Regions from separate parts of the Homo sapiens genome. Here region 1 is linked to region 2. A link is a contact called in ENCODE Hi-C or POLR2A ChIA-PET data. All regions are on one chromosome and are shown on one strand. The core of a region is the stretch at or near the end of the contact, and the rest is flanking DNA. Distances in the headings are between cores, read along the strand shown. Region 1 overlaps ARL8B (ARF like GTPase 8B). Region 2 overlaps ITPR1 (inositol 1,4,5-trisphosphate receptor type 1).

The links. A loop is a pair of places that touch in the nucleus more often than their neighbours do. ChIA-PET counts read pairs that join two places held with the same protein, here RNA polymerase II (POLR2A). Pooled maps may share reads with other maps.
Region 1: a loop to region 2 is called in a pooled map, with 2.7 times the contacts of the local background. The contact joins two enhancer-like sites. A Hi-C loop is called at or near these places in 1 of 37 single-sample maps with no recorded cell type and 2 of 50 pooled maps. POLR2A ChIA-PET finds 5 or more read pairs at or near these places in 5 of 52 experiments (AG04450, Caco-2, GM10248 and 2 more).

What each region holds. Positions count from the first base shown.
Region 1 is chr3:5,137,321-5,141,987 of GRCh38, reverse strand. The region is part of intron 1 of ARL8B (ARF like GTPase 8B); the gene reads right to left. Among named protein-coding and RNA genes, the nearest start is that of ARL8B, 17 kb to the right of the region's middle. RefSeq lists enhancers at 996-1,135, 1,756-1,845. Within about 2 kb of position 1,672, at least 3 of the 41 ENCODE cell types and tissues checked have a DNase peak (open chromatin) inside an H3K27ac peak, as active enhancers do; they include GM12878, where a contact is called at or near this core.
Region 2 is chr3:4,506,459-4,510,908 of GRCh38, reverse strand. The region is part of intron 2 of ITPR1 (inositol 1,4,5-trisphosphate receptor type 1); the gene reads right to left. Among named protein-coding and RNA genes, the nearest start is that of ITPR1, 15 kb to the right of the region's middle. Within about 2 kb of position 2,133, at least 3 of the 41 ENCODE cell types and tissues checked have a DNase peak (open chromatin) inside an H3K27ac peak, as active enhancers do; they include GM12878, where a contact is called at or near this core.

The DNA.
Region 1 (4,667 bases), core at 423-2,922, 630 kb before region 2:
GGGGAGTGCCGAATAAATTTAAGGCCCAAAACCAAATAGCTGCTGGGTTTGAGTCAGCACTCTTCTGTGGTCAACTATTAATAAGAATGTGAACTAGATTAACTACATCTATTATAATCAACAAAGATTCATCAATTATACTCAGGACACCCTCAAAGGGATGGCTAGCCAGTTAGATGCCACCAGCCCAATGGCCTGGAAAAACAGGCTTGCACTAGACGTAATACCAGAAAAAGGGGGTGTAAGTGTTATGCTGGGTGGGAAACGTTATACTTTCATTCCCAACAATACTGCCCCAGATGGGACCATCACAAAAGCTTTACAAGGACTGACAACTCTAGCCAACGAACAGGCAGAAAATGCTGGAATTAACAACCCATTTACGGGTTGGCTAAATGGTTGGTTTGGAAAATGGAAAGGCATGGTGGCTTCAATCCTTACATCTCTCATAATTGTAGCAGGAGTCTTAGCAGTGGGATGTAGTATTACTTGTGTGTGAGGGGACTAGCACAGAGATTAATTAAAACAGCTATTAATAAACAATGCCAATAAGTTACCAGCAAAATAACCTGCTACTATTAGAAACCAAAATAAACTCACTCTCCTATAAGGAAGAAAGTAAATGACTTCTAAAGCAATTTGAGGACCAAAAGGGTTTAGATGAAAATGAGACCAAAGGAAGTAAATAGAAAAGGAAGGAAATTTGTGAGAAAACATTTTAAGTGGTCCATTTTCGAGGCATAATAAATCTAAGTACTGGAAGCCAGCCTGTGGATGTAATAAACCACACAGCTCATGCACCCAGAAGGTCATGATAAGTGAACAGAATGTAGAGGAGGGGTCAGCCCCTAAAAGGGGAGAAAGTTTCATTATTGGGAAATCGAAACTGAAGTGGGGAAAGGGACCACGGTATAACCTTATAAGGGGGATAATAAAACTTAGGCAATGTCCAGGAAGATTGTAACCCCATAGTACTCAACCAATGAGGAGCTGGGGGAGGGACTTGCGTGCTAGGAGATAAATTACCTGTTGTAACTGTCCCCGGTGTGACTGCCTACCAGACACCAGATCTTGCAAGACCGCCAATAAAAGTCTTGCTTCCGCTGTTCTTCATGTCTCCAAGTCCATTCTTTGGGTTTGGATGAGTAAATGAGTGTTTCTCACAGGCGTGAACCAACATCCCACCAGAATGTTATTGGTAGTAACCCGTCATGGTTTCTTTGAGCCCCAGGAACAATTATTATAGCCTAGAATTTCAGATGACAACAAATCACAGCTCCATACATACGGCTGCACACATACAGCCCCTCAGGGCATATTTTCCTTATGGACTGTACCCCTAGTTCAGTTTTAAGCAATCTGGAGACTGCTCCAACATTCACTAGAGAGTTAAAGACTAACGTGTTGAAATTTTGCCAAAAAAAAAAAACCAAGAAGGTGTATGAGTCTGTTCTCATGCTGCTAATAAAGACATACCCAAGACTGGTAATTTACAAAGGAAAGAGGTTTAATTGACTCACAGTTCCACATGGCTGGGGAGGCCTCACAATCACGGCACAAGATGAAGAAAGAGTAAAGGGGCTTCTTACATGGTGGTGGGCTAGAGAGAAGTGAGAGCCATGCAAAAGGGGTTTCCCCTTACCACAAAACCAACAGATCTTGTGAGACTTATTCACTACCTCAAAAAACAGTATGGGGAAAATCGTCCCCATGATTCAGTTATCTCCCACCGGGTCCCTCCCACAACATGTGGGAATTATGGGAGCTACAATTCAAGATGAGATTTGGGTGAGGACCCAGCAAAACCATACCAGAAGACTTTGTTCCCTAAGAACCAACAGGAGAGCATTATTTTTAAACACTGCCACACACGCTCCCCAAAGTGAGGAACAAAAACTAATCACATCTTGGAGGCAGAGCTTACAGTGAGCAGAGATGGTGCCACTGCACTCCAGCCTGGGCGACACAGCAAGACTCCGTCTCAAAAAAAAAAAAAAAAACAAAACTAATCACATCTTGTGTAGTGAGAAGCTATCCTGACCATTGCTACCCCTGAAAGAACATAACAGAAAGACCTATGAGCCCTGCAAGCCTTGCACTGCATACTGCCCTAATTTCTTTCAGACAGGATACCCTGCAGGAATTGAACTGACTCATTCAGAATTCCCAGGTCCAACATCATCCAGTAACTACTTCTGCTTCCCGTTCAGTTTCATTTCTCTAAGGGAAGTTACATAGGAGTTTTTCTGGGCCATGAAGAAATACAGCTGATGACAAGCACTCTACAATATTCTGGGTCTGCCTCATTCTACTTCCAGGGAAATAAACTCCACTGCTTACTGAAACTGCAGTATCCATCAGTGGCCATTTAGGTCTGCAACTAAACAAATGTCAAAGATGTTACTGAGAAGTTACCCAGAAACACTTGTCTGCAAGGCTCCTAATGACACTCAGATCCATTGTATTAGAATAAAAAAACTTATAAATGTGACCAAGGATTATAGCATATAATGCCAGGTGACAACATCTCCATAACCCCTTATCAGCTCTTTTCTACCTGGAAGATAAATGAAGCCCCTAAAATTCTGTTCCACAGGTACATCATAAGATAAATAGGCAATCCTCCCATTAAAGACTATCTTTAAAGACTGCTAGCCTAGGCATAGTAGAGGCAAGAAAATGTTTACAAATACTATTTTGCCTGTTAGACTCTGGAGGAAGCAAACCATGGCACCTGTCATTGGATACATTAAAGCCAAGATTGTAACTTCTTAGTCCTTTAGTGCCTACTTTTAACATTTTTCTGCCTCACAATTTTGCAACTTCATCTCCCAAACTAATAGTATCATATGGATTGTCTCATGTTCCCTTCTACTGTAAAAAAATTCAGTAACAATTTTTTAAAATATTATTAATAATTCCCTAAAATCATTTTAAACTACAGTGTATGGAATCTTTTAGCTGTCTGCTTATATATCAGTAGAGACATCTGTTTCTCAAGTGATCCTGGCAGTACAGTGGTGTGGCTGCAGAGAATGCCATGGGCTGAATACATTCTTTCACCGGCTCCTCCACACTGCAGCTCTCTCTGGGTATTACTGAAGAAACAGTAAGCACTGTAAAGCCACTCCATTAGTCCAGTCAGTGCTTTCGACATTGTTTCACAGTGAAACTCAACTCTTAAAATGATGGACAGTCATAAAATACTAAGTCACTGTACATTTCTCAGGTTCCAAACTGCAGTGCCTTCTAGATAGTAAAATCATTATTTATTCAGTAGCTGCCTAAAATTCCACTTACTATCATCAGGGTGGGGAGTGTGGCAGGTGCAGTAAGCGCAGTAAGAAGTTGGAGTGACAGGAATGCTTTTCAATCACATGTGATGACTGCATCAACAACACATCCTTATTAGCTAAGCCATATGTAATTGGCTTATACTATTTAAAAATAATAATGATAATAGCTCAGCATTACTCATTTTACTCTGGCCTCGTATTACAGAAAAGAAAACTTGAGGTCAAGGTCACAAGGTCACATACACACAGCTAAATAGTGGCAAAACTGGAATTTGAACCTAAGTTTAAACTTAAAAGCCCTAAAAGTGATTTTCCACTTTAGTGTAATGCCTCAGGCATTTGGCAGTTATTTGTTGGCAAATGAACGAGAGTCATTATTTGTACAAAAGCTTGAAGTCAATGTTAGACTGCTGAACAACAAAATACAAACTCCATGATAAATTGAGAGGTTGTAAATAGATGCTCTGCTAGTCTTCTACTCTGGTGAAAAAAAAAAAAAAACTTAGAGCAATCACCATCTCTTCCACCAAGCCAAAACTATTAACTACAACCAAATTTATCAGCAGAAGAAAAACCCAAATAAACCAGTAAATTTTTCACCAAGTTGCCCCTAACATCCTAGCACATCTAGGATGGGTTATGGCACCGAAAAAAAAAAAAATCCCCAACAACAACAACAAAAACCTCTCATTTTAGTTTCTCTCTCAAAATGACAGAAAACCTTCAAGAATCAGAAACCATTAAAATATAATAATAGTGAGCAAAGAAAGAAGATTTAAAAAGAAGAATCAGAATCAGAAACCAGGCTAGGCACAGTGGCTCGTGCCTGTAATCCTAGCACTTTGGGAGGCTGAGGTGGGAGATTACTTGAGGCCGGGAGTTTGAACCAGCCTGGGCAACACAGTGAGATCCTGTCGCCACAAAAAATAAAAAGTTTTTAAAAATTAAAAAAAGGGCTGGGCATGGTGGCTCACGCCTGTAATCCCAACACTTTGGGAGGCCAAGGCGGGTGGATCATTTGAGATCAGGAGTTGAGACCAGCCTGATCAACATGGTGAAACCCTGTCTCTACTAAAAATACAAAAATTACCCAGGCATGGTGGTGCATGCCTGTAGTCCCAGCTACTTGGGAGGCTGAGGCAGGAGAATTGCTTGAACCCAGGAAGCAGAGGTTTGCAGTGAGCCAAGATCAAACTACTGAACTCCAGCCTGGGTGATAGAGTGAGACTCCATCTCAAAAAAAAAAAAAAAAAAGAGAAAATTAAAAACTGGTCCCTTGTGCCCAGTACACTTCTACTCTGAAACTCAGGAACTTTCATTACCTTCTGAAATTGAATTCCCACTCAGTGCTCACGTGAAAGGTGAGGGGGT
Region 2 (4,450 bases), core at 884-3,383:
TTTTCTCAAGCCCACAACACTCTCGTCCCTACCCCACCCCTTGCTCTAATTATAGCCAAGTCACCCTCCAGCTCTGAATTCAACTACCATTTCCACCAGAAAATCTTCCCCATCCCCTCAGATGAAGTTAAATTCCACTCTTATAAACTCTACACCATGGATCTCTACTTCCCAGCCTTCATCTCAGTTACAAGTTCACATTTACTTGTGCAATTCCTGTCTGACACCGTACAAGGCACATGCTGTATTCTAGAGATCTGTGTGTGATGTGTTTTATACACAACTGTATTCCAAACACCAATGCCTAGCACATAGTAGGTATTCAGTAAATACCTGTTGAATAAATGAATGAAAAAGTCTAATCCAGCATCAATTTTTGCTGACTTTAAGCTTTACTATATCTCTTGATTCTTCTAGTTCCCTTGCCCCTGCTAACCTGAGTCTCAGCCAGTATCATTTCTCAACTGGACTCCCTAAGGCCTTCCTACTCGTTTCTCTGAATCTGTCTTTCCTCCTCAATCTATTCGGCATACAACATCCAGCATGATATTTTAGAAACATAAATCAGACCATATCATTTCCCTGCTTAAAACCTTCCAACATCTCTTTGGAGCTCTTCATGATCTAGCCCTGCCTACCTTGAGCCCTGCTCTCCATACTCCAGCCATAATGATTTTTTTTCCAGGGCCCCCACCATGCTCTGTTCCCTGGGCCTTTGCACATGCTGTCTCTCAGCCTGAGACATCTCCCTCCCTCTCCCACCACCACTTGTGGCTAACTCCCACTCACCTTCACAGCCCCAGTTTGATGTCTCCACCTCTGGGAAGCCCTCTCCGACCTCCCAGATCTGGGTTATACGTTTCCAACATACTCTTCTATACAGCAACCTGGGTCCACTACCACTGTCCTAACATTGCTTATTCACTTGTTTGTTTGTCTTCTCCACTAGACTGCAAGCTCATGAGGGCAAGAACCTCAGTTGTCTTCTTTCCTGTTGCATCCTAGTACCTGGTAGTACCTGGGATAGAGCAAGCAGTCAAATATGGGTTCAATGTCACTTTAGTGCTATTGTATCTGCTGCCTAGAAGAGTTTATACTGGTTTTGTTTTTTAGAGTTATGGTCTCACTCTGTCACCCAGGCTGGAAGGTAGTGGTGCAATCATAGCTCACTGCAGCCTTGACCTCCCAGGCTCAAGTGATCCTCCCACCTCAGCCTCCTGAGTAGCTAGAACTACCGGTGCGTACCACCATGTCTGGCTAAGTTTTTTCATTCTTATTTTTGTAGAGACAAGGTCTCACTATGGTGCCCAGGTTGGTCTTGAACTCTGGCCTCAAGTAATCCTCCTGCTTCAGCCTCTCAAAGTGCTGGAATTACAGGCATGAGCCACCACACCTGGTTTGTTTTTTAGATGACTGCTCTCCAAAACAAATTAAAGCCAAATTTACAGTGTTAGATCAAGAACAGAAACCTACTTGGCCCTTTTCAATAGATTTCTATGAGAAATTTGGAAGCAAGAAACAAAATATCTAACTTTTATCCCTGGAAAGATACTCTAACTTTTATCCCCATTGACCATCCCCTCCACATGTCCAAAATGGCTTGGAGTACTGACAAGAGTGTACACTTGGAAACAGACTCAGAATATGTGAGTCTGAATTCCAGCCTCATAAATTACCAGCTGTGTGTCCTTAAGCAACTTCCATAACTTCTCTGAACCTCAGCTCTCTTATCTGTAAAAAAGGGGGCAACCTTTCATATTTCTCAGGGTCATTGTGAGGAGTAAACCAAATAATCCACATAAAGTGGTCAACACAATACTTGGCCCTTTATGCTCACTTTCTGTATGTCTGAATGAGTCTGAAATGAAAACATTCGTTTTTGTTCCTTCAAAGTCTTCACTCACCTCTGTCCTGTGATTCCTCTACTTGATGAATGTTGCTTACCTGGTCAATACTCTAGGAAATACATCTGGAGAAACAAAGATCCCAGAAATGTTTAAATCCTCTGTAAGCCCACGAGGTGGCTGATACTTGGACAGCATCTCCAAAGTACTGTTGTTTTTCAGTACCCAAACTCACAATACCAAAGCTGGCCAGACCTCAACTCAACTCCCCCGCCTTCTAACATCAATCTAGGTCCCCTGCTGGCAGTGGGGGTGGTGGAAACCTCTTCAAAGGGATAGTAATTCAGTATTTAGAACCTCTTCCACTCTGGTGTTAAAACAGGCCAAAGCACAACCTCACTAAAAAAGAAATATGTTCATTTAATTTTAAGCAGCAGCTCAAGATAGGTTTGGAATTTTTTTTTTTCTAAAAGCTTTTAGTGTGATAGAAAACTCACTCATTTGACTGTGGCAGAAAACTCACTTATTGAAATTTTTCCATCTATTAGTTCTCCTGCACACACTTAACTAATTGCATTACATTCATTTAAAAAAAAAAAAAAAAAAAAACCTTGATTTTCGCCTACACAGAATTCCGAATTTAAAAGTTAACAACTCCTGAAACTGAGACTAAAGTAGAACACTTCATTAACCAATAAGTTACCTAAGGGATCACTTAATCTTCAAGGGTGGACAGGCTTGGGAGGAAATGAGAAATTGACTTTATACTAGTTAAGGGACCCCAAAACCACAGACCTGCCAGTTTTTACCAAGACACAAAGGCAAGCCTCCTACGTTTAATTAAGATGAAGCCACCTGGCCACTGGGGCTGAACAGTCTGACTTTCAGTAATCGGGTGGCAGGGTAGTCCCACTGACAGTCTGACCTTAAATGAAACCCTTCTGAGCATGAGAGTCAGGTACTTTGGATCCCCTGCCTGCCTGCAACCCCTCGCCTCGTCCCCACAGTGCACCATTAATTTCCTGATGACCAAGCTCCTCTGTATTTTACCACACAATTACCTTAACAGTGAAAATCTTATATATCACTGACCCAAGACACACGCAAAACACTCCCCAGAAGCCTGAATTTGTAATCATTTAACCTCCTTAAACAGTGAAGCTGGCTAGCACAGAATATAGCTCATCTATTATTAAAAGCTTCTATCCTGGTTCCTTAAACACCAGTTATGACAGAACCTAAGAGCAATAAGCATCAATCTAATTTCTATTGTAGGACACAACTTCATCTGAGGCCAAAAGCTACAAAAAGAACAAAGTAAGTGTTGGAGACTAACAGTTATAAAGGAAGTTACACTTGAAGCTGCTATTCTCAGACACAGAGAGGAACCTATGCTTTATAATTTTTTAATGACCCATCCCACTGCAGAACTTCTGGACTGCTTGGTATAATCTTGCTCATAAGAAAAAGATGAACGTAGGACAAGTACCACTAGCTTCCACATTCTCAGCGTTTCTTTGCATTTCAGGAGGAACTTTAGGAAGCAATTTTGTTTCACAAAAACAACTGAAAAGTATCCCCATGCATTTTTTTCTGAACAGAAAGATCTCATACAATACCCAGACTTAGAGATGGTCAATTGCACCCTGTCACTTAAGCCTTCAATTTCTCCCTCTCTCTAATGTTCCATGCCACAACCCCACATTTCAAATTACCTATGTACTCTAGGAGCTGGTGGCCCAAGGGTCAGGGAAACTTCAAGGTCAAAACTATTTCACAATAACATTGGGGCATTATTTTCATTTTCACTCAGTCTCTCACACATGTACAGTGAAGTTTTCCAGAGGCTGCAAGGCACATGATGTAACAACAGACTGAAGACAGAAACAGATATATGATCTGTGAATCCGGCTATGTTCTGTGAAACCAGACCTCAAAGTGATTCGCAAAAAAAAAAAAAAAAAATTGCTACTCTTCTCAAAATTTTTGTTTGGGAAAATATTCTTATTGTTCATTAAAAATATGTCAATACGTTAATGTGTAATTGGTTTTTAAAAATATTTTTTCAGTGTTCATTTTCTCAGTGTTAATTTCTAACATTGTAAATACAGACAGATGTAACTCACATCAACAGTTCTTTAGGGTCCTGAATTGTTTTTAGGCATGAAAAGAGCTCCTGAGAGCCAGAAGTTTGAAAACTGCTGCCATAAACTTTTCTTTAAGAGTTGTCCTGGCAATGACTGTGTGCTTAGGACTCTCACTGTATAAGTTTGGAAACTTTATATAACAGGATGAAAATGCAAAATATAAAACTGAACAGCCAGGGCTCTAGAAAGTGAACTGTTCCATGTGAAACTTAAATCTTCCTTCTTATCGAACATATTTATTGATACCTACTATATGCCACCCCTATACTAGGTACTGGGGATACAGATCAAAGCAAGACATACAAGGTCCCTGCTCCCGTGATACCTATATTCTAGTGAGGGCAGACAGACAGGAAACAAACAGATAAAACAAGCAAGACAAATCAGATAGTGATGAGTATATGCAAAAAATTAAAACTGGTGATATGATTAAGTGACAATGCAATTTTGGCTGGTCAG